6 separate regions of the Mus musculus genome follow, and all the other regions are linked to region 6. Evidence: chromatin loops called from intact Hi-C (ENCODE). Cell type or tissue: left cerebral cortex. All regions are shown on one strand. Each heading gives the region's core, and the rest is flanking DNA. Links, peaks and the distances in the headings are about the cores only. Region 1 has its middle 34 kb from the start of Gm34097. Region 2 has its middle 37 kb from the start of Gm33969. Region 3 overlaps 4930467D21Rik (RIKEN cDNA 4930467D21 gene). Region 4 holds the start of Gm34097 (a long non-coding RNA gene). Region 5 overlaps Antxr2 (anthrax toxin receptor 2). Region 6 overlaps Gm34029 (a long non-coding RNA gene).

Region 1 (5,076 bases), core at 546-4,545, 240 kb after region 6:
GCACAAGATAGGCATCTGCTAACATTAGGAAGCAGACAAGAGCTTAACCTCAAGACACTTCCTTTCCTCTTGAGATTTTCTGCCAAGATTGCTCCGCATCCTGTGTTCTGCAGCAGTGCAGAATTGGCTGGGTTCTTCTTGGGAAACTTTGGGCTCCTTTCTCTTCATGATGAAAGGAAACTCATTGACTTCTAATCCTTTCATCTTTCAAATAGTCCTTTTTATCTCTGGAATGAAGCCCAGTCAACTTTGTATGCCCTCAGGACTCTGGCCCCAAAACTGTTTCTATCATTCTGTAGGCACTATGAAGACCTGAGTGCTGGGGACATTCTAAGAGGGCATTTCCTGGTTTCCCTGAAATACCACTGTTCTTCTCCCTGTGGGTCAGAAAGAGAAGTATTGGATACAGACTAGAATATAAACTTGGAACATAGTGTTATCACAAGGTAAAAACAAATATAGTCATCTTTCTTGGTTTTCCATTGTGAAGAGCTACTTCACCCCACATTCCTCAGAAATTAAAGTTAAGATTCTGAATTAATTATCCCTTAAGTGTTTTGAGTTCTATTTGTTTTTCTATCCAATAGTAACTGCTTCTGAATGATGTTAGACCAACAGTCTTCAAGTGTCCTAAACACAGTGCACTCCAGAAGCACCACTTTGCCCTGGCAGGCACACCAGCCTTGTCTCTCCCAGAGGATATTAAATTTATGTGGTTTAACTTTCCTGTAAGTTAAGCAAACGTAATATTTTGCAACAAATGGAATGGTTTACAGGCCTCATGATTCATCACTAAGACTTCATATACACTGGAAATTGTGTGGTGGCAAAATGAGGTACCGTGGAACAGAGTTTATCTATGCTTGGCCACATAAAACAGGTCCCACTGAGCATGAAATCTCATTGTACATGATCCGGTTTATGTTTTAAATTGACCACTCAGGATTCATGCCAGAATAACTTTTTCAACTGAGTATCATCAGAAGGCCCTTCCACCTTCTAAGCATGTTTTAAAAATGCAAATTAACATTTCCATAGGTTCTAGCAAAATTAGCATGCTACACTTAGTATGCACTTAGAATATACCTTTTGACCAAAAAAAAAAAAAAAAGAGAGAATGATGTATGCATAAAGACATTTTTTAAAACTCTCAGATACTCTATAGATACAGGCCAAGTCTTAGGTTCACAAAGCATATAAAGGTTTATGTCCTAAGTAGTTCATAATATTGTTAAATATGTAAATGTACTTTTTAAAAAGAGTGTGTAAGTACTGATATAGAATCTGAAACATACAAAAATGTCTCCTACCTCCTGGATCAAAATTAATAATTTTTCTACCAATTCAATCTACCTAGACTTTAACTCATCTTTATCATTTTATACTTTATCACACCTATGACTATCTTTATAATTGCTGCTTACCAATCTTTAATATATATGTGAGATTTGCTTCAATTTTAAAACAAGTTCTTATGAGAACATTCTTAATTATGGGTGAAAAACAGTTAACAGGTGGGAGGAAGTTCTGTTGAAGTCCATATGTCTATTACTGATGTTAGCATTAGAATATCAGTGTATTTTTGCCCATAGTCTCTGGTGATATTTAAATACCTTCTTAAATGTTTTTCAGAATGACAGCAGAAAGCTTTCCAGGAATAACTTAGTTAACGTATGGCCTTCTGCACAAATGCTTTGGAGGAAACAAAACTCTGACCACATGCTTCCATCTCCTGGGCGATCTTTCATCTGGCAAACATCTTCCAGCAGTGTAACCCTTAGCTCAGTTCATTGTGTGAAGTCTTAAGTACAGTACAAAACACGCAGCACAAAAGAATGGAGCAAATGGAGGGTCTCTCCCGGCTCCAGTCATGGCGTATCAAGATAATGAATTTCCACAGGGGTGGATTTAACACGGAGAGCTGAGCCTAGCTTGTAGGTCTCTTATGGTGATAGGTTAAAAAAAAAGTAGCTATTTAAAAAAGGGAACTCACAGGTTTGCGTGAGCTAAATAAAGACCCTTGCAACATTCGTGTCTTCCTCCCTTGAACTAATGATTGTTACTCTATATGGAGAAAGGGAACCTTCAGGCAATGTTCCTGCTGAATTATGGGAATAAACACAGGACAGTCGCAATGGTCTTTATATGGCAGCCGGAGACCAAAGGCAACTGCTGCTGTGAAGACTGTTGAAGGTTGGTGTGCGGTGCGTTGGAGGCAGATGAAGCTAAAGATTGTAGGCGGCAATAGAAGCTGAAGAAGGCAAAGAAAAGAAATCAGGGAGAAAATAAATTTGTGTTACGTTTGGAACACTAAATATGTAGAGCTTCATCATAGCCATGGGAAAGGGAAATAAACTATCTCTCTTCAATTTCGTTGGTATTAAAAGTTTCTCAAAGCAAGAAATTATGAACATATGTGATTATAACCTTGAGGTGAGATATATCACACTGATTTTTGAAGTTATGGGAAATATTTTTTAAAGAAAATTGACCCCCAGCCTGTTCATAAGGCCTGTTTGAGGAACTTGAGACATGCACTGTATGTCTCCGGGAAGCCCGAGGAATCAGCTTTTCTCTGTCATTTGATAAGAACTTTTGAAAGGATTGGTTTAGTGTTAGAAATGCATCTGGTTAGTAGTTCCTGGGCAGTGGCAGTACACTGAGTTATTAAGCCACCATGATGCTGCACTAAGTTTGCATTTAGTGTTGTGATATATGTGACTGAATCTCCTCAAAGGTACGCTGTAGGTCATGGTGCAGTCCCCAGTAGCTTCTTTAAATTATTTACAATTCTTTCCAATTTCCTGAAATATCTTTCTCCTTAGAGAAGGCTCAAGATGCTCATTACAAAACTCCTCAAAATTTCTCCTATAAAAAAACATTAAGAATTTGTTGAAGATTTTTACACTTGAGCATATTGTTTAAAATATAATCCTTCCTTCTGTGTGACAGCCTCACACAAACAAAGTATTTAAAGAAAACGAAGGTCTGTCATTGCTCTGTTTAATTAGCAGAAACTTTTAGAATTAAAAAGATGTTTTTAAAAGTAAAATAACTTGAAGAGAACTTGAGTGTCATCATCGTCATTGTCTGGTTTCACATCAGAAATTCAAGTCAAAATTCCATTTATAGGCGTCATCTGCTAGAACTGGTCAGTTTTGTTTCCCATTTTGAGTTTTTCTCCAGTTGCTTTTACAAATCAGATGGTGGAATCCATGAGCTTGCCAAGAGATTTAGATTTGTCCCTAATTGAGCACAGGATGCAACAGCTTCCTTTATCAACTGTGGCTTTGAATGTGCTCAGCCCTTCCATTCACATCTATTGTTTCCCATCAACCCCCACCCCCACCCCCGCCTTTGCCTTCATGAAAGAGATGTGTTTATTGTTAATGGTCTGCCCTCTGGGAAATAGTTTCTAATACTTCTACTTAGGTTGAACATATTTAAATATACATTCTAGTCATGTCTAAAATTTGCTCTATTTATGACTAACATTTGCAATCTTGCAAAGATAACTTATCAGAGATATAAATAACTTTTTAACGATTAGGAGATAAAATTTAGGATTTGGGGGGTATAGGATTCTTCCAGTAGTCATCTACATTAAGACCAGGGTAAGTCTGTGCAAGGCTCATTCTGTGAATAAACTCCAGATGCTAAACACTAAATCACTCAACAAAAGAGTTCTCGTTGACTATGTGCTATGGACAACATAACACAGGCATAGTTGTTGTTAATCAAGTGGGCTTTTCGTTTGTTTTGATTTTCCTTTTGTCTAGTGTTGACTGGGGGAAGTATACATTTTAAATTTCTATAATATATAAATGATTTCATAACTACTTCAGAATAGGGATTTTCTTTTGCCTCTGTATATGAAAATTTAAGACACCCAGTGAGACTGGAAGACCAGAACAAACTCTAAATACCTTTTCTAATGTTTTGCTTATCTTAAGAGAGGTTTTGGTCATATATGACTATAGTACCTGTTGCTCTAACAAATTCTTCTGTAAAACATTGACTAAGAAATTACACCATTATGACTAATTGTCAACTTATATGTTAGAGTTCAATGTCTTTTCTGTAACTAAACTGGCAGTTTGCAGAGCTAATACTATCAAACTTTACAAGGAAGAAGGCACTCATGACAAATTTGAAATAAACACTAAAATCTCTGATTTCATCATTTTCATGCAAACATCAGAACTGGGAGGAACTTTTGGTATGACTGAAGTGTTGGCCTCTCAAGCCAGCCAGCCACCTGCTCACTAGGTGTCCACACAGAACATCCCTTCCTGCTTCCCATCCTGATAAATGAGGAAAGCAACTTATATATGAACATGTATATAGAGATGTATGTTCTATACCTTGTTCTTTCACATTATAATATTCTTTTGGCAGGAGTACAAAAAATATATTTTACAAAACAGCAAGAAGCCTGTTACATTATGGGTTTTCAATAAATTTATTCATTCTTTTACCCAATTGACTGAATAAAATTCTAGTAAATATAGAAATATACTAAAATTAAAATGTTCTCAGAATATTCCATAGAAATTGACTAGACAACACTAATATAATGAGACTTCACTATAGCTACACTGACTACAGACAGCACTTCCTAGCTTCATGAGCCTACTGCTTCCTTTAACTATACAACAGATGCTCCAATTAGTCTAAGCATTTAGAGTGTGTGTGTGTGTGTGTGTGTGTGTGTGTGTGTGTGTGCAACACACATTTCCCCTGTGTGTATATATACAACACTTCGAGCATAGTAATTAAATTCTAATAAATTTGTTAATATAATAGAAAGGAAAATCTAATAAAGGTTAACCAGAATATAAAAAAGAAATTACAATGGTTTCTAATACTTGTATTATAACCTTATTATATTTTGTCTTTAGAATTTCCAAACATAATATCTGTAAAACCACCAACTAGAAATGTCTCCATCAACTTGCTCCTCAATACAGATAGTGCTTCAATCTTAAAGAAATTAGTCTACCTCTGAACAGTAAATACAGGTCAGAGACATTCAGATAATGAAATTCAGTTCACAGAGACACTCATATCTTATAT
Region 2 (5,076 bases), core at 498-4,497, 350 kb before region 6:
AGATGCCAGCAACACCATTGCAAGAGAAGGCATAAGTCATGAGGCTGGTCATTGTAGTTCACAACTAAGACTGGGGATTACTTCTCTGGTAGTTCTATAGACCACTAAACATCATAGGTTAACAATTCCAAAAGAGATAACCCACCCCTAGGAGGGGCATTGCTGATCTGTTACTCAGCAATTCTATTTTAGGAATTTGTATGTATTGTGTATGCATGTATGTTTGTGTGTGTGTGTGTGTGTGTGTGTGTGTGTGTGTGTGTGTGTGTGTGTATATATATATATATATATATATATATATATATATATATATATATATATATATAGAGAGAGAGAGAGAGAGAGAGAGAGAGAGACATTAGGAAGCATCTAAAGTAGTAGATTTCCATTTGACTTCTTCCTGAGGTCTTTGGTATTGTGCATCCCTCTGGTATTCCCTCCTGTACTCTGCCCTCCCCTCCTCAACCCCAGCACAAGCCTTCCCATCCTGTTGTTCCCCTTTCACCACATACACCAGTGTGTTCTGCCTCCCCTCCTCAGAAAGACCCTCCCCATGGCCCTTAGTAGTTTTCTGGGCTCCAAAGGTATACCAAAAATATGCATATCTGAAAATTCAAAACTAACACCCTCCAATGAGAGTAAATGTGAGACACATGTCTTTCCAGGTTCGAGTCCTCAGCTAGAAGGATTGCTTCCAGCTCTGCCAACTTACACATGAATTTTATTTTTCTTAGTAGCTGAATATTTCAGAGTAAATGCCCACATGTTCATTACCCATTTATCTGATGGTGGGCGGTTCTGTTGTTTAGATTTCCGTGATGTTGTGAAGAAAGCAGCAAAGAATGTAGGTGAGCAGCTGTCTCTATTGCAGAATATTTAGAGAGTCCTTTGGACAGATGCCCAAGAGTGACATAGCTGCATCCTGAGGTAGAGCTATCTTTACTTTTGTGTTGACCCTCCACATTGGCTTCCATAGTGGCTGTGCCAGTTTGTACCTTCACCAGCAGTGAGCAGTGTTTTACTTAACCACAGCCACAGCATTTGTTGTGGATGTCTGTTTGTTGTTTGTTGTTTTTGTTTCTTTTTTGTCTTAGCCATTCTGACTGGGATAAAATGAAATTTCAAAATGGTCCTATTTTGCACTTCTCTGATGGCGAAGGACGTTGAACATTTTTACCAAGTTCCTCTGTGTTAGTCCCTTTCTGAATGCACACTTGTAGCTACAAGAAAAGAGGGGGTCTTCAGAATCCTTTCCTTCCTGGGACCACAGTGACCATTTCCAGGTCAGCCAGGCTCGGCAGCACCCTCTTCCAGGACAATAGCTTTGTGCCATGATTCAATAGCGCTCTCCAAGAGGAGCATGTCAGCAACTCTGGAAACACTGGTCAGTTTTGTGATGTGCATTGAACATCACCAATTACCTATGGCATTTCTATTTTTTTTCAAAATTTTTATTAGATATTTTCTTCATTTACATTTCAAATGCTATCCTGAAAGTCCCCTATACCCTCCCCCAGTCCTGCTCCCCAACCCACCCACTCCCACTTCCTGGCCCTGGTATTCCCCTCTACTGGGTCATATAATCTTTGCAAGACCAAGGGCCTCTCTTCCCAACGATAGCCGATTAGGCCATCTTCTGCTACATATGCAGCTAGAGACAAGAGCTCAGGGGGTACTGGTTAGTTCATATTGCTGTTCTTCTTATAGTGTTAGAGACCCCTTCAGCTCCTTGGGTACTTTCTTTAGCTCCTCTATTGGAGGCCCTGTGTTCCATCTAATAGATTACTCTGAGCATCCACTTCTGTATTTGCCAGGCACTGGCATAGCCTCACAAGAATCAGCTATATTAGGGTCCTGTCAGGAAAATCTTGCTGGCATATGCAATTGTGTCTGTCTTTGGTGGTTGATTATGGTATGGATCCCTGGATGAGGCAGTCTCTGCATGGTCCTTCTTTCCATCTCAGCTCCAAACTTTGTCTCTGTAACTCCTTATATGGGCATCATTTCTATTTTAATTCATTTAATTCATATGTAATTTACTTTTATAACCTAGAATAGTTTATATCGTGCCAAGGAGCTAGCTCTGTGAGTAAAATGCTATGCACACATGAAGACCTGAGCTAGGATTCCCCTAAATGCATGTTCAAGCTGCATGTGATGTCATACCGGGTGCTGAGAGGCTGAAAGGAGTAATTCCTAGGGGCTTGCTGACCCAGCCTAGCTAACTCAGCAAGCTCAGAATTCAAGGAGAGAGTCTGTCTCAAAGAACAAGATGGAGAAGGAATTGGGGAAGAGATCCTGGTATCAACATTTGACCTCCACACAAGCCCTCACAGGTGAATACACACACACACACACACACACACACACACACACACACACACGCACGCACGCACGCACGCACGCACGCACGCACGCACGCACGCACGCACGTGCACACATGCACACATGCACACACGTTTATATCCACATATACAACTTATACACAACCTGCAGGAAAACACACTTCTTCTCTTTCTAGGTAAAACGGTATGCAATCTGGGCATAAACAGGCTTGAGGATGTTGATGAAACGTCATCTGCAAGTGTAACTAATATGATCTCATATTTAAATGATTCACAAATAAATACCACGGTTGGATTTAGACACCAGATGTCAAACCACACAGTAATGCAGATACAGTTGCTTGCTTCCCTGTCACTGGTCGCCAGGAAGAAACAGATGGTTAAAAAGATATGTAACTGAGGCAAGGCATGGAAATAGGAAACCATGGAGCAGAAATTCTGCCATTTAAGTAACAGTAATTTTCTAGTCTGGAAAACCTGGCTGTTTATACCTCTACTTATGCACTTACGCAGTTTAAATGTGAAACATGGCAAAAATAGTCCAGGCAAGGCTGGCAACTTGCAAATTTTGCAATGCATAATTGCATCTCAACAATCTCTGAGGCAGACGCACAGCAGTAAAAAGTAAACACTTGCATGCAGTTGAACACAATTACATGCTGCTTAGTGCCTACGCTCATTACTGCTTCAGAAGGGGCTCTGTGAACTTGTGCTCTAACTAGTAGGTCAGGCGAAATGCAAATCAGGACTAAATTTGAAAGCAAGTGACAGAAAACCCAGATACAATTTAGACTGGGAGTCTATAATTTGGCTTTTTAAAAATAAGCCTTAGCAAGAATCATCCTCATTACAATAATGGCTTGATTATTCTGCACAACTTGTTTGTAATTACGGACCCTCTTTTAAAGCTGATTTTAACAGGAAATAAGAGCATGCTGAGAGAGAAGGAGAAAGAAAGGGGGGGGGAGAGAGAGAGAGAGAGAGAGAGAGAGAGAAAGAGAGAGAGAGAGGGAGAGGGAGAAAGGGGGGGGAGAGAGAGCATGCGAGTGAGCTTTGTGGTTGGTCAGTTGCTATAATTAGTGCTGCAGGTGCATATGCGTATTACAAAAGATATGTGCCTTGACTTAAGCCTTTTAAGCTTACATTCCTGTCATTGGAATTGAAAATCCCAACCAGTCTATTATTCTCAAGAATTCATTATAATAGAATTTTTAATGAGGGTGTCTATGGGGCTTTGTTCCTGGTGTTTCCATAGTAAGGCTAGGGTCTTCTGCCTCTTTTATGGTCAGGTGACCATGAAATGTGAGCTACAGCTGCTACAGGGCATGTCCCTGCTGGTGCTTAATTTATAGCAAGTACACATTTTACTGCTAATGTGTTTCTCATCCATCCTTCTAATATTTATGGGGGGAACCACACTAGGGAGGCATAGATTCAGTTAAGGATGCTGGATTAGGTGAGTTTGAATCTCTTACTGGGTATGTAACTTTGAGTCTCAGTGCCTCAATTTCCCCCTTTTTAAAGTAAGGAAAGTTTGCCTGAGTGTGTGGCTCACGCCTGTAACATCATCACTTGGGTGGTCATTGCAGCAGGATTACCAGTAGTTAGAGGACAGGCTTAGATTATGTCATGAGTTCTAGGCTAGAGTGAGACTCAGGTGCCATTTACCCCACAAAAGGATAATTTTGTTAATAATAGGACATAGATGTTGTGAAATTTAAATAAGTCAGACATTTCAAGAGTGCAGGATTGTCCCAATCACATGTTTCTGTGCTGTCTGCTGTTGTCATCTGGTGGCTCTTGCAGACACAGAGGTGAGTAAGACAGCCTTGGTCCCTTCCCTCATAAACCATAAATTCTGGAGAAATGATAAGGCTATTGATCATTTACTTAATCACATTCTTGATAAGCATAAAAGGGAGAAACAGATTTTCTTTTCTTTCATAAAAGACTTTCTCTGGACAGTGTTCTGCCTTACAGAAGGGGGTGGTGTTTGAGATGGGAGGGATGGATAGGTGTTACTTAGGAGAGGAAACATCAGGAGAGTGTGAAGAAAGTTGGCTTGCACACAGAAGCCATGGGAGAGACAGAAGGCTTAGTGCTGAGAACTCAGAGTTAGAGATCCTGTGGCAGGGAACAAACTCAAACAGCAACTCCCACCCTGTGAGTTTTCTTGTCATCGATTGGTGTTCATCTTTCATTTAGACTCCTAGGTCCTTTGTGAAACTTTCACCCAGGAGGCTCAGGGCAGAATCTTTGGCTTTGCAATATTGCATGTCTGTTTTCTGTCTAATTCCCAACAGCGATGTTTTCTGGAAATCAACTAAATATCACAACTGAAAACTATGTTAATAAAGATGTCACATGCTATATATGCGTACATAATACATGAGGATTTATATACAGTTATATGAACTATATAACAAAAATTGGCATCATATTGTATGTAGAATTTGTCCTTCTTCTTCTTCTTCTTCTTCTTCTTCTTCTTCTTCTTCTTCTTCTTCTTCTTCTTCTTCTTCTTCTTCTTCTTCTTCTTCTTCTTCTTCCCATGATTTTTTTTCTGTGTATGTGCGTGCGTATGTTGGTGTGCATTCCTGTGTCTAGAGACCTAAGGACAACCTCAAACGTTCCTTAGAAACCACCTTCACTTTTCCACAGGGTTTCTTGCTGGCTTGGAGCCTGTCAAGTTGACTGAGCTGCTTGGCTGGCCATCAGATCCCAGTGATTA
Region 3 (5,076 bases), core at 559-4,558, 88 kb before region 6:
AAAATAAATAAATAAAAATAATAATAAATATTTGAAAAAATAAAGTCAGTCTGAACCCCCTTCCAAACTTACAGTTTTTCAGCTTAAACTTCAATGAATATTCTATGTCCCTTTCTACTTCATTTAGAAAGTGAATCTCTAAAAAAATTTGCATACAGATATATTAGTATTTTTCAATATTCTAGAGTGATAGTATTAGTATACTCTTTATGGCAATTTTGTCAATCAAAATAGGAACCAAAATTCAAATAATAAACATCATGACCTTTGGGGGAGTTATAATCAATGATTACTGTCAGATATAGATATCAAATGTGTCATTTAAACCTACAATAACAGCTTGAATCTTTCAACTCTAGACTTAGATTTCATCATTCAGATACCAATGGTTCGGGGCAATAATTTTCTTTTAATTAAAACTCCTCATACTCCAGATGATATCAGTTTCTGGTGTACTTTAACTTTGAGAATAACATGAGGTTGAATAAAATGAGGTTAAATATACAATACTCTTAGAGTTGCCCTTGATATATAAAAGTACTCAACAAATAATAAATAGTATTTTGATTGCTAACTAATAGTCTCTTTGGGAGCACACCTGGGAAACAGCTAGTCCAGCATAGAAAAAGTAGGTTAGGTAATTGCCCTATAACTTCTAAGACTGATTAAATAAGTCGATAGGGCTCTGTCGCGATTACTGGGGGCTCCCAGGTCATAATAAGAACTAATGAAGTTATTAAATATCCAACAACATATTGGCATATAATGTGGGTCCTTTGTTGTGTAACCCTTACTCCCCAGTTTAAAACTATTGGTTTATAGAAGGCTAGAGCCTGTGATCGGGCAGTAGAGAGAGGAAGGCAGGACCTGACAATCAAGTGAGGGGTCTTGAGAGAGACCATGGGGGAGAAGGAGAAAGAAGAATGAGGGATCAGGAGGTCTCCATTAGACAGGATGGACCAAGAGCATGTGGCCAAGAGAAGTGCGCTCTGAGTTATAGACTGCTGGAGTAGAAGCAGCCCAGGAGAGACTCACACAGCAAGTGTGGAAGGAAGGGTGCATGGTTTGGATGTAGGTGAGAATTGCATAGAATCTGACCAATCGAGGCTTACCTTGTAAATAAAATACCAGGCTTCTGTGTCTTTTATGTGGGCTAGCTGAAATATATACTTCATTTACAAGATGCCACTCCTGGGTAAGTGGTCCTGGACTATCCGAGAAAGCAAGCTGATCACGAGCAAGGAATAAGGAGCCAGCCAGTAAGCAGAATCACTGCTTGGTCTCTGCTTCAGTTCCTGCCTCCAGGTTCCTGCCCCAAGTTCCTGCCTTGGCTTCCCTCGATGACCGATTGTAACCCGGAAGGTGAAATTATGATTTTTCTTCCCAAGATGTTTTATCACAGCAACTAAAAGAAAACAATGACAACAAGAATTAGAAAAATATAATGTGTTGACTTTATTCCAGATTAATTGTCTAATCTATAAACCTACAGAACATTTCCAATACAATTGAGGAAAAGTAAAACTAAGGATCAAAATGTGTTTTTCCAGATCAATGAATAATTGTTATGATTTAACTAGTGAGATGGGTCAGAAGTTAAGTGTCCCGGATGGATGCTCTTCAGACCAGCTGGATTCTGTTCCCAGCAGCCACAAGGTGGTCACAACGATCTGTAGCCCCAGTTCTAGGAGTTCCACTGCCCTCTTCTGGCCGCTGTGAGCACTGCACCCATGTATTGTCCATAGATACATGCAGGCAAAGCAAACTCATAAAAATAAACAAATCTTAAAAAGAGCATGAAACATTGTCATACACTGCCTTTCACAAATAACCATTTAGTGTCTTGTATTAGTCATAACATGTTATTAACCTTTGAAACAATAAATTACTTTTCTATTAGCAGTACCTAGATTACAAACTGTATTCATGGTATATAATTTTGATGTTAGTGATAGGTTGGCTCCAGGTATGGAAGACGTTGATAGCAAAAACATGCTCACTTTCATGAAGAAGAGACTCTGCCTCTAATTCCAAAGTTGAAAGAAGCTTAAGAACCAGAAACATACCATAAATATATACATTGTTGCATGATTAAAAATCATTTCTCAGACATATGATGATGTCATTACTTGTCAAAACAGCCAATCATAGAAAAATCACAACTTTTTTTTTTTTTGGTTTTTCGAGACAGGGTTTCTCTGTGTAGCCCTGGCTGTCCTGGCACTCACTTTGTAGACCAGGCTGGCCTCGAACTCAGAAATCCACCTGCCTCTGCCTCCCAAGTGCTGGGATTAAAGGTGTGCGCCACCACTGCCCAGCTGGAAAAAAAACACAATCTTGACTCTGTTACGCATTTCATCACATAAAAAGTCTGCAGTGCATAGTGTTTTGATTCATTCCATGCTTATTCATAAAACCAAGAAATTAAAGTTATACCATAAGAAAATAATCAATGATCAATTAATTTAGCCATTTGCAGAATCATCTGGTAGGTCAATGGAACCTTTGCCTAAGCATGCTACACACAGTTCTGATAGATTACTTACTTGACAAGCAGTTGCACAGGTAGGAATGTCTGAAGATGATTTTTAAATCAGACCTATGTTATCATGTAAATGTTCCCTAAGCTTCCATTAGGAAAGTCTTAAAAATAGTTAAGAAACACAGAGACTCAGAAACTGGGAAGGCTAGATAGCTAATTCGAGCTCTTGGGTATGTAATTTGGAGTTTTATTTTGATAGAATGCCATCTTTAGTATTCAGTTTTCCCCCTTAACAACAAGCAAAGACGGTGCTCACTTTGCCGTGTTCTCTCCTCCTGCCTTGTCCGCGTTATCTTTCTCTACCACACACTCATGTTAGGCAGCTCAGACTAACTACAAATAGAAATACATTCCTTAGCAGCTGTTACCATAATTCTAAAAATATACTCTTTATTTTTTTTCCTTACAGAATTTCAAACCTTCTGGGCTTCTTCCCAACTTTAAATTCTGTTGACTGGATTTACTAGGGGAGAGAGAGACAGGCTTAATGCGTTTTAAGATAATTTTCTCCCCAAGGACTTAGAAAGGTAACAATCACCTTACTGATTTTACAAAGCATGGCCGTTACTTTCGCTCAAGGCTTTCTCCCAAACGTTTGCTCTCTAGGTTTGTTTGCCTCAGCTCCTTGCTTTCTTTCGCAACCGTTATTTAATCATTTGGCTTTTTGGAAAGTGTATTTGGCATAGGCCAAGTATGAGCAGCAGTGTGATACATCAGTCTCTATGCATTTAACAGAGCTTGCAGGCATACTGCTGCCCTATGAAGGCTGGACCTCTCCTGGAGCCCCGAATGTTTCTCTCTCAAACCTAGCACATTCCTTTGCTTTCCCCAATTAGGGCATGCATTCCTAATTACCTTATGATGCACTGATGAGAAATTAAAGAGAAATGGCATCATATCGAAGGCTCTCTCCACCATTCGATGCTATGACATGATGGTGAGGGAGCCAGAGAAGATTCACCTCCATCCTACAAAACAGCATTCTTTCACCAGTGTGCATTCTGACGGATACCCATGGTTTACACCCTCATGCAAGCTCGGTGCTTGTGGGACAGAGAGAACTGGATTTCCAATCGCTCTCAGTCCAATTCCCATTTCCCAGATCATGATTTTTCTTATCTCCACTCTGTATCACTAATCTGAGCTTTTTGTTCCACTAAGGGAAAAGGAAAAAACAAAACAAAACAAAACAAAAGCAAACAAACAGAACACCCTCAGTTCTTTTTTTTTATTTTAAGATTTATTTATTATTATATCTAAGTACACTGTAGCTGTCTTCAGACACACCAGAAGAGGACATCAGATCTCATTACGGATGGTTTTGAGCCACCACGTGGTTGCTGGGACTTGAACTCAGGACCTTCAGAAGAGCAGTCGATGCTCTTAACCACTGAGCCATCTCTCCAGCCCCCCTCAGTTCTTTTTAATGACTGGCAAACAAACACTGGGACTACTGATCCCTAAAGACAGCCAAAAAACTTAACCTAGCTATTGCTTTTTCTGTGGCAGCTTATGCGTAGTCTATGCCACTTTGGAACATAAATTCACAGTTACCAAAAGTAGGGTTTATCACTGCTGCAAAGCCACAGAGTTCTGACTTCAGAATCTCACAAACTGGTCTACACACAGCTAGCCTGTCCAGATAGACAGAACAGGAGGCAATGCTCAGTGCCGAGAAGAAAGACTCTGGGTCCTCATTAATTAGAAGCAAATAAGTTATCTTTATGGTGAGGCTGAAGGAAATAGAATTGTGTCCTTCCTGGAACCCTATGTGCCAAGGAGGTGATACCTTTATTCTCCCAGCTACTGTCACTAAGTGGTGGAGAACTAAGAAACAAATGAGTCATTTGGAGTATGTCCTTATTTTTCTATTGTTTTATATTTTTAAAAATCTCAAGATGTAATAGCTTTGTGATCTCTTCTTTTTTTTTCTGCACACTCAGTTTCAAAATGATCCCAGATTAGCAGGTGGATGAATATGAAAAGAGCCACTTGATCTGCAGAAATCAGTTACTGAAAGGGAACAAAGCACACTTAACCCTCAAGTACATTTTATAGCTTTAAAAATAGGAAAAAAAAAAAAAGCCAGGCGTGGTGGTGCACACCTTTAATCCCAGCACTTGGGAGGCAGAGGCAGGTGGATTTCTGAGTTTGAGGCCAGCCTGGTCTACAGAGTGAGTTCCAGGACAGCCAGGGCTACACAGAGAATCCCTGTCTCTAAAAACAAAACAAAACAAAACAAAACAGAAAGAAAAAAAATGAAAAATATTCAACCTATTGTCAAGAAGGAATGAATGAAATTTTACTATCACCATGATATTTTGTTAGTAAATATTTATTACTTGTAATTTCCAATTATTATTGTTTGTTTGATTTCTGCTGTCCCTCTAATACCCTTCACTGAAGACCAAATCCAGATACCATACATACTGAAACTTTGGTTGTGATTGCTGAGTTTTAATGAGACGTTCCATGGTTGTGTTTTTATTGGACATCCCAGGACCATCTCCACACCACCGTCTAGACATATTTCA
Region 4 (5,076 bases), core at 365-4,364, 210 kb after region 6:
GCCCAATATGCTTGTCATACTAGGACTCCCTCCCTACCATGGACTCTACCTTCCAACTGTGAGTCAAAAAAACACTCTGCCCTTAGATGGCTTTGGCACAGCAACAAGACAAGTAACTAAGACTCCGGGCAACAAATTAAGTAACAGAAGAAAAAAAAATGTGAATCTTGTTACCTCATTTGACTTAATGCCAATGTAGTCTTCAGAGTTAGAAGCAGAAGCAATTTTGCAGGTGATTTTCTTAGTCCAAGCATCAGAGTCTCAACTCTAGCACACAATTTTATTTCTTATACTCTAGCCTAGTGAGTAACAAAGATGTTCATAACCGAATAGTTTTATATACATTTTGTGCATACATGCATATGCATTAAATGTTCCTAAACTTGTAATAATATCTATTCTGTGAAAGACAGGCCAAGTTTAGCTTCGTTGTCTTCTACTCTTTCACCTTACAAAAATATTAGTGGTCTTTAAGGTTCCAGAGACTTCCCCTACCCACAAGCTTTCTCGTGTTTCTCCTGTTTTCTCCTCAGGGTTGGTTATTTCGAAATTCCATACTGATCCATCTTTGCTACAGCATTCATGTGAGGAGGAAAATGTATTTTATTTCACTCTTAGCAAAGCCATTGTAAAAAATTCCAGCTGGGAAAAATCAACTGGTAAGCACTTGGCCAGCTGCAGAATCACCATAGCAACATGGTCATCACCATCAAGTCAAGGCCTCTGGGTTTTGAGGGTGCCGACAGTATCTAGCAGTGTGAACTGACATAGTGAGCAGGCATGTGAGAATCAAGACTGCTTTGGGAAGAAGCTGAGTATCTGTACCATTTCGCAAAATCAAACAGAGATAAATCAACCATAAGTTCTTGGAATTGGAGCAAAATCCTCAGGAAAGCTTGAAAATGCATTTGGTGAAGGTGGGTAGGAGAAAGGAAGGAGAGAACAGAGGATGACAAGCCCTCTCCTACAGCGGAAGGATTCCAGTCACTTCCCCCATCTGGAAGTACCGGAATGGATTTTGATGACTTACATGGAAAGTTATTTAGGTAGAAGAGTGCTACTTCGCAGTCTGGAATTTGAACGTTTTTAAGATCTCAGCATGAGAAAGCTGTAGGTCGGGGAGGATCCTGTGTTTTGAAAGTGATTTTCCTGAATTCCTCATGCGTTAGTTCATATAGAGAGAGCCAAGAAGACCAAAGAGACACTAAGACACAAAATCCCAGGGCAAACCCAGAGACAAGATAAAACAGCAAGTTTGGGTGAGATAAGTGCCTAATAGACAGAAGTTCCTAATAGAGACAAGACCCAAAGACCATGCTCTACAGACTTGGCTCTGTCTAGTTCAGGCATTTTTCTTCTCTTCTACCCATCTCATTCCTGTTGTTAATAACTTTCTTTCTTACCCTCCCGCAACTTGAAAGGTACTGACTCTTCCATTCTTAGTTTCCCCCTCACTCTCCTGTCCCCATATCCCATGTGCAAAATAACCTTCACCTGAATCAGGCCTTTGATTCTTCCTTCCTTATTTGTCTCCTTCTACCTCACTTGTTTGCTGTAGCCTCAGCATGAGCGATACCACAAGCCCTCCTACTCAAAATGTATAGGATGGGAATATATCACCAAACTGGTTTTCTCTATATCACTACAAGGCAATGGTGATCTGCTGGCCCTTAACATTTCCAGAAAATCCTGTTGTGGGTTCCAAACGAATCTATCTCTCCCTCCACAGATCAACCATTCTTAAGTGCTTTTCGAAAGCCTTTCTTGTGTGCTCTCATCCTTCACTCTCAGCCAGAGGTCCCCAGCTCACCTTCTACAATGAAGAAAAACTACAATCCAGTGAAATTGATTTCACATGTCGCCACTCACACCCACGTGTTCACTATATCTGTTCTCTCTCACCTTTTCTGTCTCTCTCCCTCTCCTCTTCTCTCCCTCTCCTCTTCTCTCCCCTCCTCTCTTCTCCTCTCTTCTCCTCTCCTCTCCTCCCTCTCCTCCCTCTCCTCCCTCTCCCTCTCTTCCTTCTGTTTCACATAGAATACTCACTCAGACTCTGCAAGTAAAAGATTCTCTCCCTAACTACCTCTGAGTGTCTTCTCCTTTAAAATAAATAGTGAAGAAAGGATTTGCAGTTGAGGGCTTGGTATTTCACCACTCACTCCTACCACAGCACTGCATGTACAGATAGCATGGCCAGGCATTCCAAGTTGCCTGAAAGTCTCTTAGATTCTATCTGATTTCTGTCAGACTCACTAAAAACAAGAATTTTTAACTCTTGAATCTATACATTTTTTAAATGCCAATTTATGCAATCATATTTCTTTTTTTTTCTAGCCCTAATATCTTCACAGCACTGTAGCCCATGACCCTCATTCTTTCTTTCAACTCCCTTGACTCCAGGAGCCCAGCCTCACCCTTCATCAGTTACTTCTCTTTGTCTCTTTTGTAACTTCCAGTTCTCCAGCTGCATAAAAGATTCAGCATCACTCCAGGGCTGGTCTTCATCCAGTCTTTTTGGATAAAGTACTCATGCTGGTGGGTGGTGTCAACTGCTATCATTCTCAATTGTACATCTCTAGCAGGGATGGCTTCCTCAACCCTTACATGAGACTACTTGTGGGTATTTACACTGGAAATCTCAAGATGATGCTGTAAATAAGACCTATCTCAGCTGAATGGTCTACCCTCCACCCCCCAGATCACTTTCTTTCCGTTGGCTCCTCTGTGCAGGATCACACTTATTGTTGAACTCAGTGATCTGAATGTCACCTCTGACCTACTTTCTTCCGTTGCCCTCCTACTCATATCAAGGCATTCTCACTTTTACAGTGATCTGTCCTCACCCACACTGCTCTGACTACCTTGCTTTGGGACCATCCTTGTTTTTAACTCTCCTACTCCAACATCCTTTCAAATGTTCTTCCTATCTCAGTTGTAATCCCATTTAACCCATGTGTCCTCGTACCACCTGCTTGATCTTGCTGTGAGTTGTACTGATAAATCCACAATGACTTCAGGCATGGGCTCTGATAGGTTCACCTTAATTTGCATGCCCAGCCCGTGCACCCACACATGACTTACTCTTAACAAGGAATTCCCGGTGTGAGCCAAGCTTCTCCTACTTTTTATGTTTCTTCCTCTCCTTGGAAAGACTCTCTTAACACCTTCCTCATCCAAATCAATCGCACTTGCTCTTCCTGTCTGCGCACCCGAGAGGCTTCCAGCAGGATTAGCTGCTCTGTGTTCCCTGCACCATTGGCCTTTTTCCCTCCTAGAAATCATCATCTGCCGGTGCAATGTTGTTGCCCATCTCTTCTGTTAATCTTTAAGCTATAAGACATCATTGCTTCCATTGTGCGCAAATAGGCATTCTATAGCTTGTTAAGCAAACTACTTAGTGGCTATCAGCTAATTAAAAAGCTTTTTAGCATAACAGGCAAGATACCACTGGGGGGGAATTTTACTAATATTTAAAAATTTTATATTTACATATAAATATTTTAAATATTTATAAACAGTTCGCAAAAACTTGTTTTACAAACAATTTATTTTTGTTAGATTAGATTTAAAAATCACATGGAAATTGTGGAAATACTATCTGCTACTTGGCTATTTTTCAATGGTTTATGACTTCTGCCTTGTGATTTAAAACATAAAGCTCATAGCTTATTTTTCTTCCTTCTTTATTGCTTGATTATTGTGCTCTATTGTCTGTCTGCTGTGGTCTTGGGAAGGTTGCCGCTGTGCAGTAATCCAAGCCTTTGGGAATGTACATGAGTCAGGATAAGACTTATTTTCTGATTAACCACCCACCTGCTTGCTGAAATGTTTCACTCCCCTAACACTTGTTTATGAAATAATTTTAAGCTAAATAATACTTTATAAATTCTAAGAATATGTTTGCTTTTAACATTCAGAAAATGAGTAGTAATTTTCCTTTTTCCCCCTTCCTTAGCGCATTTGTGAAATTAAATGCCTTAAAATTTCTTTAAATGAAAGCATTAAAAAAAAAAAAAAGTAAAGGTCTGGGACTAATGTAGGACAAAGAAGATTCTAGCTTCAACCATTTTATTCCAGTGGGGAAGTATGACGTGGACACTATCAAGAAAGGTAGAATTTGGAATCTAAGAGGTGATTTGAGGTAATGTTGAATAATGGGGCAATGTATGATTATTGCCTATAGCAACAATAACCACCCAAGAAAACTACTGAAACATGTCATGATTCAGTTGGAAAGTGAGAGAAGCTCATGAGAAGGAAAAAAAAAAAAAAAAAAAAAAAAAACAGAAAGTCCTGTTTCCATAGACTGAGCCTTCCCAGACTCTCTCCATGAAGAATGGCAACATTTGTCCACCCTCCATCACTTCGACCTTCACCATCTGCTGCTCATAACTGTGCAAGTTGCTGGACTAAGAAGGAAGGACTACATATTTTCAAGTCAGTTTTTAGGACTGTATGTGTCAAATCATGCCTTAGATGTTGTCTGACGAGTATTATTTTTAGGAAACGTCAAATGAGTTACTCCCAGTAAGCTTTAGGTAAGCTAGCTAGGTAAACTTCAGACTGCATGGGCACCTGGGCCTGATGCACACACAGAGATTTCAGCAGAGTATTCTGAGACCTCTCAAGCAACGAAGACACAAGGCCACTCAAAGCCAGCTGACACCAATGTGTCCTACTGGGACAACTGCTGACTGTCTTTGCTACAGTATTATAGTATCCCCATAGTGGGGGACATGTGGAAAATCTCCAAACCTTCTTCTTAATTTTGTTGCAAAATGGTCTAAAATATAACGTCTTCAAATGTTTTTAAATAGTGATAGTTCAGGTTACAAGGGTTGAACCAAAAAAATGAGAGATTTTTATGAATCAAAGACCAATTAGATTCTTAAATTTCTAATTAAAAACTCATGGCTCATTTCACTGAAGTTTTCCCCATGTGAGATCAAGAAAAACATAACATTATTTGATTTTAATTTTTTCAGATTCCCACTATAGACCAGACTGGAATCAAAGTTTTCTATGCCCCTTCCCCAGAATCTAACAGATGGGATTCTAAAGACATAACACCACACC
Region 5 (5,076 bases), core at 583-4,582, 260 kb after region 6:
CAAACAGAAAACATAATTAGATGCTAGTACAGTGAGTTCAACATTATACTAGCTCTTCCAGTATGTGCATTTATATTATGAGAGAGAGAGAGAGAGAGAGAGAGAGAGAGAGAGAGAGAGAGAGAGAATGTATGTGAGAGAGAGAGAGAGAGAGAGAGAGAAAGAGAGAGAGTGTATGTGTGATCTACATGTGTGTTAGATGTCCTGCTCCGTCTTCTGCCTTGTTCCCTAAAGACAGTGACTCTCACTGAACCTGGACCTAGGCTGGTGGCCTTTAGGACTCTGAGAACCTCCTCTCTCTGTCTCCTGCAATGTTGGGTCTTCAGGAGCAGGTATCCGTGTCCTCCTTTTGCATGGGCCCTGGGGATATGAAGTCAGTATTTCATGCTTCTATGGCAAGTGTCTCCTTGCCTCAGTTTTTTTTTTCTTGTTCTTAGCCATCCAGGCTTGGGAATTTGTTTCCAGCCCATCATTCTGTTTCATATACTACAAACCTCGTGACATTTTTCCCCAGTTTCATTCTGTTTGTTTGTATATTTTTGTTTTGGTTTGTTCTCATTACTGTCTTGTAAATACTAATTCAGAGATCATCCTACAGTACAACTGATAAAATACCAGATGAATGAGTTATTGCTGAAGTGTACAATCACAGACTGGCATGGTGATACACACTTTTGATCTCAGCACTCTAGAGGCAGAGGCAGGTGGATCTCTGTGAGTTCTCAGACAGCCTAGTCTACATAGTGAGTTCTGTGAGTTCTAGGACAGCAAGGGCTACACAGACAGACCCAATCTCAATAAACAAAAATGTAAGTAAATATATATATATATATGTATATATATATATTTCTAAAAATTAAAAGGAAAAAGAAATATTGAATCAGTTTTGAAATTTAAACTATATAGGCAATATTCTCTGACTCCTATAAATGATTTTTTTAGTAGGGATATTGAAACTTCAGTTTAACAACACACTGATTAGTGACCTATAAAGCAAAACGCAGTGGTTGGCTTGCCAAACATCATGTCTACAGACCTACATGCCACTGCCCACTAACTTGCCTTGTAATTAATCAGTAGCTACCACCACCCCTTGGGCAAGAGTCCTCCTGCTTTCCTTTGTCATATGGATTTTCAAATGCAGCCCAGCAACTGACACAGCAGAGAAGTGGACAGATCGCGGGCTGGAAACGTTCTAAACCGGGCAACAGCAGGCATCCTAGAGAAGCTGACCTTGATGTCAGTCCTGAACACACAGCAGATGGCAGGAGGTTGGGTCTGTTTCATGGTGGAAGCCACCAGCAGACAGAGACAATGGAGGGAAGTAGATATGCCAGTTACACAGCAATTCTTAATTCCACATACACCCTACCTGGGCAAGGGAGGAACAGCCCCGCCACTGTTCACAGCAGGATGCAGAGGCTTAAATGGGTGCAGTTAACATGAGCATTTATTCCCCTCTCTGTCCATGTTATTTAATCAGTCTTTGAAAGATGCTCCTTCACACAAGAAGCATAGCCCTGCCGCATATGTTGTGAAAATTCCAGCAACCAAACCAAATCAGGGATTTCTCATTCATGTCATTAAATATGAAAATGAGAATGTAGAACACTTGGTACAGATTTTTTTCTGAAACCAGTGTTTTTAAAAAGTGCTCAAAGTTGGCAGTAATTTTTAAAAACTTATAAACATTTGTTAATTTTGGATTAAAAAAATAACACAAATATTCTTAAAATAATGAAACCTGGAGCTGGAGAGATGGGTTAATAGATCGAGGCACCTACTACTCTTGCATAGGACTCAGGCTCTGTTCCCAGCACCCACATGGTAGCTCAAAACCACCTGAAACTACAGTTACAGGTGGTTGCATGCCTCTTCTTAATGCCACAGCCTCCCACACACCTGGTATACACAAATACACTCAGAGCAGGCACATATGCATGCACGCACACATATACACAATTAATTAAAAATTAGTAATGAAACTTAATAAACTAACTTTAATTACCATTCCTTGTTAACAGTGAATGAGGAAAGTCATCTGTGTTTCATTAATGGCACTATTCTTCCTGAGGTGAAAGACTAAAGTAAGTAGTAGTCTATAGCAAGAACAGAACACAGGCATGCTCTGGAGTTGGGAACACGAAAGATGAGAAAGCTGTAACTTCAATAAAGGATGGTGATGATATAAATTCTAATGTTTGTAAAGTTTGTGCTCCGTGGATTGAACTTCAAAGCCTTATCATGTAAAGAATTTGGGGGTGTGACACAGTTTGTATAGTGTTTGCACGAGGAAAAGAATCTGAGTTTGAGCCCAAGAATCCACATAAAAACAAAAGCCTGGCCTTGTGGTATGCATTTATGATCACAGTCCTAGGGAGGAAGACACAGGTGGTTCAGGGCCATTCACTATTCAACTATCCCAGCCTCATTTGTGAGCCCCAAGCTAGTGAGAAACCCAGTCTCATTTTAATACTCATGGTTCTTGAGGAAAGACACTTCAAGATCTACCTATGGTCTCAACAGATATGCAAATGTACACACATACACACACACATGTACACACACAACTTGTCACTTGAAAATACCCCTTTGATGACTGAAGCAAATAAATCAGGTATTAAATATCATGTAGTCTTACAATGTAACTGTAAAGCTGTTGCTGAGGGGCCATATACCACCAAACAGCCTGCCACGACAGACAGAAAGGCTGTGAAATGACAGTATCCTTTTATTTGAATGGTACCTATATGGAAACCCAACAGCAACAGTGTAGGTTTTAGATTGAAATGTGGAATGTATGTTTTTTTAATCACATTTTTTCCAGCAAAATCAACACTAATCTTTGGAACTTGGAAAGCACTCAGTGAACATTATGGCGTTGGCACCCCCCAAGAATGGCCAATTATATCCGCATTTTCAAACAGTCTCTTCCGAGAACACCAGTGCACCTGGGAGAATGACAGCCAGCTGTGCATTCTATTTGGTGCTGTTGAAATCTGTTTTACAGACATAACTTAACATTCTCGTTCCCACTCCAAACGATGATGGCACCGAAGCCTCGGATAATGAAGAAAACATATTTTATGTGGGTTTTTTTTCAGTGCTTCTAGTTTTAAATAACATCTTAACATATGTTTAAAACAGAGCATATGGAAATAAGAAAAAGCAAATCTGAATTCCAGGCACAAATATTGGTTTAAAAGATAACACCATGCAAACCTATTGCTTTTATAGTGATCTCGAATCATGTGTATCAAGAAAACTAGACACCAATGGAAGCACAATGGTTTTCTATAATCTTACCATCCCCCAGGGACTCACAACGTCTATAGGTAACATCCCAGTCTTTGGGGGACGTGAACCTCACCTCCACAGTCAAAGGGATTATATCAGAGCTTTGCATATATGGCTAAGATCAGCTTTCACTGATCAGCAATAAAGGACACATCTAAACCAGTCTGTGAGTAGCTGCTGCAGCTGGCAGGCAGCATCGGGTAACTACTACGTCTGCCTGGCAGTTGGATCAGGTAGTGTCTATGAACAGGAAAGCCCCTCGGAGCCGAAGTCTAGCATACAATTCAGCATCATTTCCCAATTCTCCAGACAAAGAGACTTTTGGAAGGAGTTTTTTTCTCTTATTGCTCTGCATTTGTATGGGAAGAGACAATTTATGTCTAAGAGCAAATGGGCTTAGGTAGTAGGTCCTTAAATAAATGTCCTACTGTTTTTTTAATTTGGAGAGGTTAAAAATTAATATTTAAAACAATGGCTGTACCAACTATCAAGATTATGAGATCAATGCTGATTGCTATACAACTCAGTTAAGTAACAAATATTTATAGATGAGAAATTGCATACAGCACCTTAAGCATAGACAACCTAACCAGTCTCATGTCTCTGTTACAATTTTAAGGGTTTTAGTTAATGGGTTAGCAAGAAGTTTTATTTTATCAAAATAGAACAAGCCAACCACCTCTACCTACACAAAACAATTTTCTATATCACATTTCTAATATACCCAACTCAATCTCAAGAGCTCTCAGTTTTGGCCCCACCTTCTCACAAACTACATGTCAACAACACAGGCAGAAGGTCATGTGTGCTAACAAGTCAGGAAGAGGAGAAATTGCCACACTGACGCAAAGGATGAGTTCTGGCTTCAAGCTGAAAAGGGAAAGGAGGATTTATAAAGCTCTGTTAAAGAGTTGCAAGCTAAAGTATCTATTTCATTGCAAAAATACATCAGCTTCATCAAACGAGACAGCTGCACATAGCACGTCTATAGATATTTTTAAATGAACTAAGATGTCCGATTACATTTCTTCTATAGAAAATCTGTTGTGAAGTTATTCTATCTCACCCAACATAAAGCCTTTGTATTTGTATCCCATGCCAGTCCAAATGCCTGGGAGGGGAAAAACAGCACTCTTGTGTGTACAGAAATACTGGCAGAAATATTCACAGTAACCAAAGTACAGAAGCAACCTGTGTCTACTAGTAGACTTAAAAAAAAAAAGTAAGAAAAACATTTTTATACAACTTATTTCTTTAAAATGAACATAATTTTAAAGGAAAAGAAAAAAATATATGTGGTATATACAAAAGATGTTATTCATCATTTAAAAAGAATATTTGGTCATATACAACATAATTGGGGGCACTGGGGGGAAAAAAGCTGGCTGGTGAGATGGCTCAGCGGTTAAGAGCACTGACTGCTCAAATGAGTTCAAATTCCAGCAACCACATGGTGGCTTACAACCATCTGTAATGAGAAACAAAACAAACAAACAAACAAACAAACAAACCTATGGGCCAGAGCAAGTGGGGCTGGAGCAAGAGGGAGAGGTGTGGGGGAGAAATTAAAAAACAAACAAACAAACAAAACAACATAATTGAATCAGGATGACATTGGGCAAAGTCACAGAAGCTGAACACAGAAAGATAAGGACAAGATGATCACACTCAGAAACAAAATATTTTCTTAAAAGTCAGACAGAGCAATTAGGTGATGGCAAGCAATGAATGCTGAAGGACAGAAAGGCAGAGGGAAATGATAAAGTAGGTTGAAGGATA
Region 6 (5,076 bases), core at 532-4,531:
ACAAACACTCCACTCACTGAGAAAACATAGAAGATAATAAAACTAATATATAAATTTAGAATACATTTTCTGACTATCTCAGATGTTCAGCATATTAATGCAGCAGGCAAACAAAAGCAGCTCTTGCTTTCACTTTAGACTTGCATTCAACTGCACAATTCTTCAAAGCCATTTGATCTATTTTCTGAACACTCAAAGGTCTTCCAAGAACTTTCATTTTACAGATGTGATATAAAGTCAAAAATTGTTTATTGCAAGTCTCCATAAATAAAATCTGGAAAACAAACATCAGTTTTGCAGATATTATTATGCATTATTTTATAATGTAACCATTTTGAGTAATTGAATATCTATATTTGGATAGGAGCAAAGCATCCAGGGAAATAGACACAATGTACATGGTTAGTGTTTTGAGATCCAATCAGGAGCACAGACCTTCTCCATCACTGGCCTTGGCACCACCTCAGGCTTTGCAAAGTCAGTCCGCATCTGATCTGAAGACAGGATCCTCAAAACTTCCAATTCCTTAAGTGGCTTAAAGGAAAACTTTGAGTAAGAGGCTTTTCTCACCTCTTATAAAAATGCATGGTGACTCTCTCTAGAAGAAAAGTGAATGATTTCTGAGGCTTCTGGACTAATAGAAGGAGTTATGAGGATGATTTTCTCATAAGTACAGCACATGGGAAAGCAGGAAAAAAGTATCCAGCCATTTTTTTTTTTTTTTTTTTTTTGTAAATTACAGTCCTCATGTCCACTTCTTAGGGTAAAATGCCATGCTCATTTGAATAAGAAACTCCTCCTACTTTTGGTGGTTTTTTTGCATTTATTCTCTCTCTCTCTCTTTCTCTCTCTCTCTCTCTCTCTCTCTCTCTCTCTCTCTCTCTCTCTCTCTCTGTGTGTGTGTGTGTGTGTGTACACCTTGGTGAAAGTGTAGAGGCCAGAGATAGTAGACAATTTTTCCTTCCACTGTGTGAGTTTCAGGGATCAAATTCATGAGGCCAGCTTGTACACAGAAGTCAGGATGGGCAGGTCTTTGAAGGTGAACTGGTTCCTGCTTCCTGCTTCCTGCTATCTGCTTCTTGGTCTGCTGTGATGGGTACAACGTCTGCTTATGCTTCGGCAGACATAAATGGAGCCCGTCTCTCACTATGCATTGAAATCCTCTGAACCCCCAAGCCAGCCAACACGAATCTTCTTTCCTTTCCAGTTCTGTTGGTCACTTTTATCACAGCCATGCAGAAGTAACTAGCACAGAAGTGAAACTTTTAACACTCAGCACACTACTTCCTGACGGGATGCAATGAGATGGATACATAAATATGACATCAACTGATGTCCAGAACAAAAGTATAGGATCATATCATGATATTATTACTCTGCTTACCAAACATTAAAAGACACGTAAACAATGGAAAGAATATTTACTAGGGTTTGGGGATGTAAAGATCCATAATCCTTTAGAAACAAAGTGAGGCTACTTGTAAGTACGTCTACCAACAATCAAAAAAATTGTCTCCAATGTCTTCTAAGGAAGTATTATGAGAATGGTACTTTCATTCACAATATTATATTTTTTAAGTGCTTTTGTTTTAAGGTAGTGTTCAGTGATCCCTGATTGACAAATAGGGGAACTAAGTGCTGTAGATGGGAAAGTTTTTCCGGCAGGTCAGTTACAGAGCCAGGATTCCATCTAGGTCAGCTGAAGTCAAAATCCACGACATTACCTCTGCTGTGCATTTTGTTTTAAATCTTGTGTTTAACAATCTGCTGCCCACCTTCAATGTTTGGATCTCACCTTGAATGAACAACCTGAAGCATACTTTTCCTTTCTTACACTTGGCATGTTGTCCCTCCTCTCCAGGTTGGAATCTGATGAAATCTCCCAGCTTCACTTTAATTGGCATTGGCAACATGTGGTCTCTGATAAAAAGCATATTTTTTCCCGAGATTGCAGTCATCAGTTGGGCTCATTTTTCTTGGCCCCTCCATCGAACTGAACTTCTCTGGAAAAAGAAACAGCAGCTTGTGGGTTATGAAGTGCCAGAGAGCTGAACTTGAGGGGAGGGGATTTAAAAATACACTTTAAAAGCCTTGCGAGTGCATGTGTATGCATGCGTACACTGGCATGCATCGCCCAATCCACCTATGATGCATAGGCAGAACTAGTCAGTGTATGCAAAACTCTTAAAGGCCATGATTTTGATCCATAGCCTATTTATTCCAAACATAGCTAAACGGGGAGGCCAAATATAGAAAGTGATGCTCCAGGGGCCCTACGGCCTATATAGAATTTAAACTCAAATGATTTGCAAAATCACTCCTAAGACAGCTTGCTCATACTGTCAGCGCGCCAACACCAGAAGCTTGCCGTGTATTTTTGTCTTGGCAGATGCACATTCTGTTATAAAGGTCTGTTCATCTGATGCCTTCCTTGCTTTCAGGTAATGCTCAGCATCTTCTTGCAGAGGAAGGAGCGTCGCGTCGTGAGCCCACCCGAGGGTCTCCAAGCCACTGCTAGGAGCAGTGTGCACTCCGACCCTGATCGTGGGCCGGTGTCCTGGCTTATCTCCCTTAAGAATTCATCTGTCCTCCAGAAACTACAAGTCATGGGTGTTCTCATTCCTTCCATTTCTATAATTTGCAGGACCTTCCAGGCCGAGAGAAAATAAAGCCAATTCTAGATAATGCTGGAATGATTATATTGCTTCAAAAATCACCATAGGTTTAAGAAAGTTTTGTATTTTGTTTTATTTTTTATTATTTTTTTAGATTAAAATGATCATGGTTTTCTAAACTGATTAGCATAGTTTTTAAGCCACTCTGAAGTGTTTGTTAGGCTTCGCATGCTGGTCTCCATATGCCTCTTTTCAATTACATGTGCTGCCGCAAGGATGGCTGAACGAATGCTTCTTTAAAAACAGAAAGCAAACTGTTAGGCTTTGTACAGTGTAACTAGTTAGCGTGCGACGTCTCAAACTGCCCTGATTTCATCACCAAACTGCTAGCTGTTCTGTTTGCAGAAATAGCCACTAAAAAGTGCCTGAAAATGAGATGCTCCACGCGAGTTAAAGGACACGGAAGGGAACCGAGAAAGACTTAAAATAACGCGAGATCGGGCCATGTTTGGAGCTGCTGCCAAGGGCTCTCACTTTTGAAGGGAGCAAACATAATACCCCGTGACTCTAATGTTTAGCGAATATTATTTATGTTTGGCTGATTCAGAAAATTTCAAGTTATTTGAAAATATACCTAATTGCTCATTACAGCGATTTGTAAAGCAAGTACTGCCGTTTCACATCTTAGAACCCTCCAGCAGAAAGACACAGTGTTTTATTTTCGTGAGGGCAAGGAGAGAGGTGGTGTTTAAAACAAGGCAGTGTGGTTCCAGGACTGCGTTCTGTATTGCGGTTGCTTGGAGAAAGGGGTCAAGATGATATTAGGAGGCTCTTGGTTCATCTGTGCTTAACTTGCTGAACATGAGGTTGTATTGCCAGCCTGTAAATTCTCTCCAACCCCACCTATGTGAATGCCTATCGTGGAGCCAATTCTAAGGAAATGATTACGGAATGAATGAATGGATGAAATCTTATTTTCTTGGAAGTACCAGAAGTAAACTAACTAGCATCCAAGACATCAGTTGGACAAAATAAAAACAGTGTGTGAAGCAGCTAGTAGATGTCTCTTTTCTCCTCCTCCTCTTCCTCCTCCTCCTCCTCCTCCTCCTCCTCCTCCTCCTCCTCCTCCTCCTCCCCTTCTTCCCCATTCCCTCCTCCTCCTACCACAAGGTGTTTCATCCTCCACGGCTGAGATGCTAACCTGACTCATGCTGAGCTTTGGGTTAAGATCCACTTACTCACCAGCCGCTTGGTTTTATTTGGTTTCTCAGTCTGTGATTCAGTTTTCTGTATATTAAATAAATTGTTAGAAATTATTACTTAGAAAGCAGTTTCTCTTGAGTCAGATGCCATAGTATTTTCAAAGAATTGAAATTATACCCTAACTTTTAAAAAGTAATATCTGGAATATTTCTCATTTGTATCCTTTTTTAAAAAATAATTCTTCATGAGCATGGAAAATGCTTCTGTCAGTGTTCTTAAAAGTACATGACATTGCTGTGAATGAAAATTCCTTGAAAGAAGAAACAATTGGTTTGCCAAGACTGACTGACTGCTAGAGAGTCAGGGATGTAGGGAGGTTAGGATGTTGCAGGTCCAGAGGCTAACTACAGTTTATCTTGGCCTAGCATTAGCAACTGGAATAGCAATTCCCTGCCCATCTCCGTTTCTGAACTAACATCCTGTGACTAGTTTATAAAAACCTTTTGGAACCTATTAACTTAGTAGAGCCCTAGCTTTTACCAGCCTCAGAGGTAAAAATGTCAGCAAATAGCATTTGAGGCCTATGCAAAAACTTTCCCACCTCTCTGTAACCATGTCTCAGATATATCCACCAGTGTGCTTAAACTGGTCATTATTTATGACTTTCTTTGTTCTGTTACAGTATAAAACTTTATGAAACTGCTTCTACATTGAAACATGGAATTTTGGATAACCTAAACCTGTTTTCCTGGACCATGGTCCTTTAAAGAAAAATACATATGATATACAAAGGAAAGGGATGTTTTTCAAGTAACAGCAGAGGAGCTACCTAGAGAATAATGTTAATAGGTGTTGGCTTCAGTCACTTTAGGACATACATTCTGGAGGGGCATTAGGAACAAATACACAGATACTAACTTTCTGCAACAAAATGGAATGCTTTAAAATCATTGCCTAGCAAATTGATCTTCCCTTTTTAAAGTGGTTGTGTTTCAGGAGGTGTGAATGTTTAAGTAATGATAAAACATTTTCAATAAGGTGAGGAAGAATGTTGGTTACTTGGTGAATGTAAACAGAACTGAATGAGGAAGCTCTGGATAAATACATTTCCAATAACGATTTATTTACATGAATTTCTATTCAGGAAGCAAAGTTTAAATCCCGAATCATATAAACTATTCCCTATATTCAGAAAATATAGGAAGCAACTTGAAGCTCATTTTATTCATTTCTTGAAAAAGGATTTTTGAAATACAGG

Evidence for each region. Peaks named below come from ENCODE experiments on the same cell type or tissue, not always from the same donor. Only the 100,000 strongest peaks of a DNase experiment are listed, where the experiment ranks them.
Region 1: it touches region 6 in a loop (2.1-fold over the local background); 2 of 42 quality-filtered maps call a loop at or near these places.
Region 2: a loop joins it to region 6, with 3 times the contacts of the local background. A loop is called at or near these places in 2 of 42 quality-filtered maps.
Region 3: it touches region 6 in a loop (2.6-fold over the local background); 2 of 42 quality-filtered maps call a loop at or near these places.
Region 4: a loop joins it to region 6, with 4 times the contacts of the local background. A loop is called at or near these places in 2 of 42 quality-filtered maps.
Region 5: a loop joins it to region 6, with 10 times the contacts of the local background. A loop is called at or near these places in 2 of 42 quality-filtered maps.

The regions. Positions count from the first base shown.
Region 1 is chr5:97,878,336-97,883,411 of GRCm38, forward strand. No RefSeq gene overlaps it. Among named protein-coding and RNA genes, the nearest start is that of Gm34097, 34 kb to the left of the region's middle. In left cerebral cortex, for the core only: no CTCF peak of the experiment used is centred there; a DNase peak (open chromatin) is centred at 2,186.
Region 2 is chr5:97,286,836-97,291,911 of GRCm38, forward strand. No RefSeq gene overlaps it. Among named protein-coding and RNA genes, the nearest start is that of Gm33969, 37 kb to the right of the region's middle. In left cerebral cortex, for the core only: no CTCF peak of the experiment used is centred there; DNase peaks (open chromatin) are centred at 2,834 and 4,396; H3K27ac peaks cover 615 bases.
Region 3 is chr5:97,551,624-97,556,699 of GRCm38, forward strand. 4930467D21Rik (RIKEN cDNA 4930467D21 gene) reads left to right here. Exons shown (of 8, transcript NR_045981.1): 5 at 2,952-3,069. Among named protein-coding and RNA genes, the nearest start is that of Gm34029, 82 kb to the right of the region's middle. In left cerebral cortex, for the core only: a CTCF peak has its summit at 1,707 (motif pointing left); DNase peaks (open chromatin) are centred at 1,705, 2,876, 3,451 and 4,089; H3K27ac peaks cover 1,005 bases.
Region 4 is chr5:97,846,700-97,851,775 of GRCm38, forward strand. Gm34097 (a long non-coding RNA gene) reads right to left here and starts at 258. Exons shown (of 6, transcript XR_389369.1): 1 at 175-258. In left cerebral cortex, for the core only: no CTCF peak of the experiment used is centred there; DNase peaks (open chromatin) are centred at 998, 2,540 and 3,118.
Region 5 is chr5:97,898,289-97,903,364 of GRCm38, forward strand. All of the region lies in intron 16 of Antxr2 (anthrax toxin receptor 2), which reads right to left. Among named protein-coding and RNA genes, the nearest start is that of Gm34097, 54 kb to the left of the region's middle. In left cerebral cortex, for the core only: no CTCF peak of the experiment used is centred there; DNase peaks (open chromatin) are centred at 3,015, 3,411 and 4,246; H3K27ac peaks cover 1,070 bases.
Region 6 is chr5:97,639,499-97,644,574 of GRCm38, forward strand. It overlaps Gm34029 (a long non-coding RNA gene), which reads left to right. Exons shown (of 2, transcript XR_389368.1): 2 at 2,442-3,667. Among named protein-coding and RNA genes, the nearest start is that of Gm34029, 5.5 kb to the left of the region's middle. In left cerebral cortex, for the core only: a CTCF peak has its summit at 2,866; DNase peaks (open chromatin) are centred at 2,325, 2,960, 3,343 and 3,822; H3K4me3 peaks cover 971 bases; H3K27ac peaks cover 2,004 bases.